3 separate regions of the Homo sapiens genome follow, and regions 2 and 3 are each linked to region 1. A link is a contact called in ENCODE Hi-C or POLR2A ChIA-PET data. All regions are on one chromosome and are shown on one strand. Each heading gives the region's core, a stretch centred on a gene start or an enhancer-like site at or near the end of the contact. The rest is flanking DNA. Distances are from core to core; before and after follow the strand shown. Region 1 holds the start of TPCN1 (two pore segment channel 1). Region 2 holds the start of TESC (tescalcin). Region 3 holds the start of RNFT2 (ring finger protein, transmembrane 2).

The links. Hi-C counts contacts between places; a loop is a spot of excess contacts on that map. ChIA-PET counts read pairs that join two places held with the same protein, here RNA polymerase II (POLR2A). Pooled maps may share reads with other maps.
Region 2: a map of psoas muscle shows a loop between it and region 1 (19-fold over the local background). The contact joins the promoter of TESC here to the promoter of TPCN1 in region 1. A Hi-C loop is called at or near these places in 1 of 168 maps with a recorded cell type or tissue (psoas muscle) and 3 of 50 pooled maps.
Region 3: a map of CD4-positive, alpha-beta T cell shows a loop between it and region 1 (13-fold over the local background). The contact joins the promoter of RNFT2 here to the promoter of TPCN1 in region 1. A Hi-C loop is called at or near these places in 2 of 168 maps with a recorded cell type or tissue (CD4-positive, alpha-beta T cell and naive thymus-derived CD4-positive, alpha-beta T cell) and 8 of 50 pooled maps. POLR2A ChIA-PET finds 5 or more read pairs at or near these places in 1 of 52 experiments (PC-9).

Annotation. Positions count from the first base shown.
Region 1 is chr12:113,220,080-113,222,760 of GRCh38, reverse strand. TPCN1 (two pore segment channel 1) reads right to left here and starts at 1,297. Exons shown (of 28, transcript NM_017901.6): 1 at 1,135-1,297. It overlaps DRC10 (dynein regulatory complex subunit 10), which reads left to right and starts at 1,667. Exons shown (of 5, transcript NM_001330452.2): 1 at 1,667-1,764. RefSeq lists an enhancer at 1,919-2,068.
Region 2 is chr12:117,097,985-117,100,665 of GRCh38, reverse strand. TESC (tescalcin) reads left to right here and starts at 1,250. Exons shown (of 8, transcript NM_017899.4): 1 at 1,250-1,441. The coding sequence starts at 1,384. TESC-AS1 (TESC antisense RNA 1) reads right to left here and starts at 1,199. Exons shown (of 3, transcript NR_120464.1): 1 at 1,022-1,199; 2 at 26-213. RefSeq lists silencers at 34-251, 1,118-1,256, 995-1,514, 1,575-1,684, 1,755-1,854.
Region 3 is chr12:116,736,974-116,739,654 of GRCh38, reverse strand. RNFT2 (ring finger protein, transmembrane 2) reads right to left here and starts at 1,340. Exons shown (of 11, transcript NM_001382266.1): 1 at 1,285-1,340. It overlaps SPRING1 (SREBF pathway regulator in golgi 1), which reads left to right and starts at 1,586. Exons shown (of 5, transcript NM_024738.4): 1 at 1,586-1,865. The coding sequence starts at 1,755. RefSeq lists enhancers at 1,058-1,317, 2,086-2,681 and silencers at 1,508-1,767, 1,848-1,897.

The DNA.
Region 1 (2,681 bases), core at 48-2,547:
ACACATAAAATACACTACCATTAATGATGAGCTAAAAAAAAAGAGGCAGGGGGGTTGTTCATGCATAATTTTCATGATATCTGCCACCATAGATTAAAGTCCTCGCATTCAAATGCTTCAACACGGTTGTTTAACTGTTTAATATATGACTGCTTGCCTGCCTGTACTGCCTTTGCCCACTGGCTTTCAACTGGGGTGATTTTTGCCCCCATGGGGACATCGGCAATGTCTGGAGACATCTTGACTGTCACAACTTGGGAGTGGGGGGATTGCTGGTGGGTGGAGTCCAGGTATGCCACTGAACTTGCTTCAATGCACAGGTGAGACCTCCCGAAACAGAATTATGTGGCTCAAAATGTCAACTGAGCTGCTGTTGAAAAATCCTATCTTAGCTAATATCCCCACTTTAGGAATGAGGAAATTGAAGCTTGGAGTGGTTAACTTGCCTTTTATAAGTTTCAACCCAGGCAGTCTGAATCAGGGACCCTGCCTGCTTAACCATTACCCTATATACACCTACGACTAGAACCAGTCCCCTGATTTGAATTCAAACACGTCATTTTTCCAGACAGACAAAAATGAGGCCCAGAGAGGGGAAGAGACTTGCCCAAGGTCACACAGTGGAGGAGTAGGGCTAGAACCCGGGACTCCTGCGTCCTGGTCCAGTGTTCCCTCCGCGGGCTTTGCTTCTGCCTCTACAGAGGACCCAACTGGCCAGCGCTGGGGAAAGGGCCTAGGGGAAGAGGTTCAGCTACCATCCCGCTGTCCGCTGGGGCAGCCTGACCCAGGCACAAGACTCCTGTGGGGTCACCTAAGGGCGCCAGGGAGAAGAGCGAGGGAGGGAGGAAGAAGGAGGCAGGACAGCTGGCTCCAGCTCCACGTGCTCCCAGCCCCTGGCTGGGAGCCCACGTGAGGGTCGCCCTAAGAAGTCGGGGGCGAGGAGAGAGGGTGCAAAGCCCCGGCCCGGGCTGGACGGAGAGAAGCGCGGTGGAGACTTCCCTGCGCCCCCTCTGGGCCCGTACGGCCCACCTCCCACACCAGAGTGCTGCGCCGCAACCCCTTACTCCGCGTCCTCTGACCCCTGATCCCTGCCCTCTCCCTCGGGCCAAGCCGTCGCATCCCTCGGATTCTTACACGCGCCGCCCCAGCAACCCGGACCGCGCGCCGGGGTCCGCACCGCGCAGCCTAGCCCGCCGGCGCCGCCGCCAAAACCCCGAGCCCGAAGCTGTTGCAGCCGCCGCAGCCGCCGAAGCCGCCGCCACTTCAGCCACTGCCACCAGGGCAGCTGCGCCAGCTCTCCTATCCACCGCCTACCGTCCTCTCAACCCCGCTGGCCCCGCCCCATTTCCCCTTCACAGCGTCCTACTGGCTAACTGGGCTACCGTGATGAACTCTGATTGGCCAACTATCACGTCCTTCCGCAGGTCTCGCCCGCCGCCGATGCGGTACTCCCTGCCCGCCTCCTTAAGAAGGGGCGGGACGAAGAATCCACGCCCCTTACTCCTCCCTTGTTCCCCGCCTTACTCGTTGAGTCCAACCCAGAGGGAGTCCCAAGTCTTTCCATTGGTGAAAGGTCAAAATGGCGGTGCTTCTGATTGGTCAGACTTCAGGAGGTGGGGACAACTGAGCGGAACAATAAATTGAATGGTGAAAAGAAAGGTCAGTCAGACACCGAGTCTCGCCTTCTGAGATTGGCGGGTAACCTAGCAACGCAGGGACCGCGGCGGTAACTGTGGCTAGGGAAACCTGGAGCGGTCAGAGCAGGTGAGTAGCCAGTTGGGAAAGGGTCGCGGATCGGGGGAGATGTGGAATAGGGTTCAGCCCTCTGTCCTTTGGCTCCCTGAGGAATTAGAAGCCCCCGCTGCGATCTCGTCTCAGCTTCAGGACCCTGTCCCTCAGCTCCTGCCTTAGTCTGGACCTTTCGCTCCACAACCTGCAGGGAGCCGGCCTCCATTCTGCCCTTCTACCTGCCCACTTCATGGCTCCACTCCCTCATCCCTAAAACGAGGAGGACAACAGTCAAGCAGAGTCATATCGTAGTTAACTTATTTCAAGTCAAACATGGGAGCTGTGGGTGGGAGGGGAGTTTATAAGTCCCCTCCCATTTCACCCAACGGCCATACGTTCCTCGGTGAGCAGGCAATCTCACTTCAGTGTTTAAATTAGGTAGTTTTGTTTGTTTGTTTTGTTGTTGTTGTTGTTGTTTTTGCCGAGCATGGTGGCTCACGCCTGTAATCCCAGCACTTTGGGAGGCCGAGGCGGGCAGATCACTTGAGGTCAGGAGTTCTAGGCCAGCCTAGCCAGTATGGTGAAACCCCATCTCTACTGAAAATACAAAAATTAGCTGAGCATGGAGGCGCACCTGTAATCCCAACTACTCGGGAGGCTAAGGCACGAGAATCACTTGAACCCGGGAGACTTAGGTTGCAGTAAGCCAAGATAGCGCCATTGCACTCCAGCCCGGGCAACAGAGCAAGACTCTGTCTCAAATAAATAAATAAATTAGGTAATTTTTATTACACCACTTTTGCCTTTATCCTAACTTTGGAATTTAACTCCCATCTCCATCCTTAAGATGTGATCTCATTGTACCTACTGAAGACAGAGAGTTTCTTGTGATGATTAAATGAGGCTAAGGGCCGGGCGCGGTGGCTCAGCCTGTAATCCCAGCACTTTGGGAG
Region 2 (2,681 bases), core at 1-2,500, 3.9 Mb before region 1:
ATCGAGACTAACGTTCAGAACAGACCTGATACCTGACGGTCATTGATGGTGGTGTCACTAAGCACTGCAGAGCCTTCAGGAGAGCCTTGACCTTGATGTTCTGCCCTGGCTGTGTGCCTCTCCAGGGGACAAGATTCCATAGCGCCCACCAGCCTCTGTGGCCATGTGCTGTGTCCACGCCAGGCCCTCTGGTGGACATCTCATTAACTTATCCTTATTTTAAGGAGGAGGAATCACATTACACAGGCAACAGCATCGGCCCCAGTCACCCCAACTGGATGGAGAGCCAACCCCTCAAGCCATCTTAACCCAGAACTTCCCTAATGGGCATGGGGACCACCGGCATTGCCTTCTCTCCAGCAGTTTGTCCCAAATGCAGCCTCCTGGGCCCACTTCTGCAGTTGTTTTTTTGTTTGTTTGTTTTTTGAGACAGAGTCTTGCTCTGTCGCCCAGGCTGGAGTGCAGTGGCAAGATCTCAGCTCACTGCAACCTCTGCCTCCCAGGTGCAAGTGATTCTCCTGCCTCAGCCTCCGGAGTAGCTGGGATTACAGGCATGTGCCACCGCGCCTGGCTAATTTTTGTGTTTTTAGTAGAGACGGGGTTTCACCATGTTGGCCAGGCTGGTCTCGAACTCATGAGCTCAAGTGATCCGCCCGCCTTGGCCTCCCAAAGTGCTGGGATTACAGGCGTGAGCCATGCGCCCAGCCCGCTCCTGCAGTTTGAGGTGCCTCTCAGCCACCGGGCTGTGCAGGGCCCACACGGGCCGCCACGTGGGTGTGTTCACCTCAGAAGGTGCTGGGGCTTTCCTGGAAAAAACCAAAGCGCATGGTGCATTTTCAAATAGGATTATTATTACTGTTGTTCTCCATAGAGCTATTTCATGCTCGCTGACTTCCTTGACTATCTCAGTGGAGTTTCCCTCCTAAGATCTGGAGGATGTAAGGTGGGATGGGTTGGGAGTGGGCATAGCACCTCCCAGGGGTCCCACCCCTCCTACCCACGCCCCCAAATTTGCTCACACCTGCTTCCTTCCAGATCCAGCAGGTGTGCGGAAGGGACGAGGTACGTGAGCACTGCTGCACGAACGGGGACTCCAGAGCGGTGGGCTCCGGGGTCCCCTTCCCGGCGGTTTCCGGGCCGGGGCGGGGCGGGGCGCTCCCCTAGCCGCGCAGTGCGCGAAACCGGCGTGCGCTAGGACCGCGGCGCGCCGCCCTCCGCCGTTATATGAGGCCCCGCTCCGGCCCCACGCGGAACCCGCGGCTCCGAGCCTTCGCCGGCGTCCCGACCCGAGGCCGGACCCGAGGCCAGTCCCGCCGCTGCGCAGCCGAAGCCAGTGCGGGGCCTGAGAGGGACGCGCGCCCCGGGGCCCCCGCCGCGGGCACCATGGGCGCTGCCCACTCCGCGTCTGAGGAGGTGCGGGAGCTCGAGGGCAAGACCGGCTGTGAGTACCCGCGGGGGGCGGCGCGGGGACCGGGGCGGGACCTCCGAACGGCCACTGTTGGGGACCCCGGCCCGCCGCCGCGCTGTGTGACCTTGGGCCAGTGGCGGGCCCTCTCTGCGCCTCAGTCTCCTCCTCTTTCAAATGGGTCCCCGCTGGCCACCTCGCGGGCTGCGGCGAGGAGCTCCGCGGCGATGCTCAGTGCCGCAGCCGCTCAGCTTCGGACTGGCCCGGGAACTCCCTGGCCGGGGGACTGCGGACCGGGGAGGGAGCGGGGCCCAGGCTTCCCAAGCGCAGGGCAGGTGCCTCAGGCCGGGCGGGCAAGTCCCTCAGGCACCCCCGCTGGCGCGCGCGCCCCACACCTGAGAGTCGTTTGCATTCGTGAGCGCGAGAGCGGAAAGTTTTGAAGTCGGCGGACCTGGGTGGGAACAGGTCTCCGACGCTCCCCGGCCGGGTGACCTTAGTCGGGAGAGCCGGCGCCCGGCGCCTGCTTTCGTCCTCGCATCTGTAAAATGGGTTCAGGCAGCCTCATCCCCGCGGGTGGCTGGGAGACTTAGCGAGGCAGCGGCCGCAGAGCACTTTGCCCGGAGCCCAGCGTCCTCCCCTGAGTTCGCTGAGTCTCCCGGGACCAGCAAAGGCTGCGCGCCCCGCATCGGCCCGGAGGCGGGGAGCCCTGGGAGGCCTGGCCGAGCTGCCCGCAGGGAAATGGCGGAGAAAGCGCTTCTCTGCCCGAGTTCAGCCGGGCTGGGGACTTGGCCCTGGGTCCTGAACTCGGCATGGCCAGTTCTGCCTCTGGCTGTGGACCAGGGTGTGGACTGGAGACCGCGGGGGCCAGGTGTGTGGGCAAACCGGCTTTGGCGAGCGACAGACCGGCTGTGAACCCTGCCAGCTGCACTTCCTGGCTGTGTGACCTTGGGCTAGTCACTTTACCTCTCTGATTCTCAGCTTTCCTTCTCTGTTGTAAGAGTTCTCCTAGTACCTGGTAGACGCTCAGGAAATGGGAGCTGCAGATATTTTGGGAAAGAGCTAGCTCCTGGCACCTGCTTCAAGTGCAGAGAACCAGCGTCCAGTATTGATCACCAAGAGAGGGTGGCCCAGCTGTTTGTGTGTCAGCTGAAAAGCAACCCCTCTTGACCCCCAATCTAAATACCCCTTTCCAGGAGAACTGGATGAAAATTGCAGAAAACCATTAATAACTGGTGTGTGTATGCACGCACTTATACGTCTATATCTGTATCTCTGT
Region 3 (2,681 bases), core at 91-2,590, 3.5 Mb before region 1:
GCCTTTGCACTTGCTGTGCCCTCCCCTTGGAATACTTTCTCCTCTAAATGTGGCAGGGCTTGGTCCCGCAGGGCAAATGTCGTCTCTTCCCAGAGGCCTTCTCTTCTCATTCTCCTGACTCCCCGTAATATTGCCCTGTTTTATATTATTCATAGCACTTATTTGTTCATGTTTGCTTATTTATTTATGATTTGTCCTCCCCATTAGAATATAAATGCCATTCCTGAAAGTAGGGATCCTGTCTACTTGGATCACCCCTCTGCCTCAGCATCCAGGACACTGTTTGGCACAGAGTGGCGCTCAACAAGTATTTACTCAATGAATAAAACATCTATGGGTCTCCCAGTTCCCCTTTTCTAGATCCCTTGCTCCCTGTCCCACCTTTCACCCTAGCAAGGTAATAAGGGCCATCTACTTCCCATGAAAAGGTTTAGCCTCCGTGAATATCTTCTTGTCTCTGGAGGCAGAGCCAATATTGTGGATATAGGGTGTCTATATCAGTCAGATGGTGTCTGACTTCAGTTTAGGGCACGATTATTGGCTGTTGAATGACTTCCTAATCCTGACCAGGCTTCTTGAGGGGGCAGCAATGGTGTCACTAGGGCCACTGATTAAAAATGACCCGCCAGTGAAGCCTCCTTTCTCTTTTGAAAAATTAGGTAACAAACCGGTCAGCAGCAGCATCTTCATATATCAAGAAAAGGTCATTATATAAATATTTTTCAAGAATTTGCAATCTCAACTTAATCCTCCTCTCGCCCCTCCCTCCATTATCCCACATTGCAAATCCTTGGGGGAAAATAAAATTCATATTCCAAAGTTCTCATCCACACATTTAACTCCTAAATCGAATGCTCGAAACTCTACTTTCGGATGCTTGTATTGGAAGAGGCTTCGGATTCTTTGTCGGAAGCAGGCCGTACATAATTCTGGAATAAATTTTTGCACGCGGGATGCATCTGAATGAATGAAACGCTTTTTAATCCTCTGCTCTGTACATCCCACTATGTCCCTTTGAAGGACCGCACCGAGACTTTTCGATGCTTGCGATGGTTCAAGTTGCGCCCCTGGGGCCCGTTACAGGACTGCACCGAAATGCACTCAGAGGAGCATCGCCTGCATCACTTGGACTGGAAGCCGGCAGGTGCACTTCGGGAACAACGTCGCGAGCGCTTTTCATCCCTGCAACCAACACACAGCGCAAAACGCTCTGGGACTGCAAGGGCAGGAGACTACACAGACCATGATGGGAGAAAAGAAAAAAAAATCGCGTTCTCTTTTTACCTGCCCAGACAATTCAGCAATCACAGCCGCATCATTCAGGTCCAGCCAAGCCAATCACCCGCGCAGCCTGGGCAGCATGTGACTTCCGATGCTTCCGGCCTCCTATTGGGTGGTTTCTTGGCGTCGCCGGGTCCGGCGCTAGGACCCGGGCACAGCTACGCCCGCAGCACTCACGCGATTGTCCGCCCCCTTTCCCGGCACTTAACCAATAGGAGGCCGCCGTTCCTTAGGGACCAATGGTGAGAAGATCTTGCGCGACTAGCCCTTGTCGCTGCGGAGCGGAGGCGGGGCGTAGGGCGGGGTCACGTGGGGCTGCGCCCAAGGCTGCCGGGAGCAGACTGGGCTGCGGGCGGCGGGGCCGGCGCCTGCCTGGAGGGATGGGGCTGCCGGGCGCGTAGGGGCCATGCCGCCCGGGACCCGGGCCTGCCGCGTTCCGCGCCCCGGCCGCCGCGCCCCACGTCCGCGCCGGGATGGTGAACCTGGCGGCCATGGTGTGGCGCCGGCTTCTGCGGAAGAGGTGGGTGCTCGCCCTGGTCTTCGGGCTGTCGCTCGTCTACTTCCTCAGCAGCACCTTCAAGCAGGTCAGTGGCCGCCCTTCCCCTCCTCCCCTTCCCTTCTTCCTTCCTTCCTCCCCCTTACTTTACTTTCTCCTTCCTTCCTTCGTTACCTTCCTCCTTTTTTCCTTCCTCCCTGTCTTCCTACCCCTTCCCTTCCTTTCTTTCTCCCCTTCCCTTCCTTCCTCCTTCCTTCCCTTCTTCCTACCTCCCCTCCTTCCTTATCTTCCTCCTTCCTTCCCCTCTCCCTGCCTCCCTTCCTTCCTTACCTTCCTCACCTTCCTCCTCCTTCCTTCCTCCCCCTTTCCTTCCTCCCCCTTCCCTTTCTTCTTTCCTCCCCTTTTTCCTCTCCCTTCCCTTCCGTCTTTCTTCCTTCCCTTCCTCCTTCCGTCCTCCTCCTTTCTGTCCCCCTCTCCCTTCCTTCTTCCTTTACTCCCTTTCTTCCCTGACATCCTCTTTCCTCACTTCGTTCTTCCTCCTTCCTTCCCTTCCTCCTCTTTTTCCTTACTCCTCGCGTTTGTCCGACCTCCCGACTTCTGCAGCGGCGCCGCCGGGGCGTCCGAGGGTGGGGAGAGGTGCGCATTCCTGTCCCGGTCTCAGCACGGGTGAGGGACCTGCCCACCGCCTTGGTCCCTGCAGCGGGAAGGGGTTGCTAGGCCAGGGCAGAGCTGGGACTAGAACCCCGAGTTGAGGACCCTTCAGCGGTGGGGACTGCTTTTATGAACACCTCCCTGCTTTTCACCTGCCCGGTCCAGAGCTAAGAGAGGGCGTGCATTTGCTGGCTTCATCTTCGCAGCAGGCCTGGGAGAAGTGGGGTTCCCAGTATTACAGTGGGGGAAACCA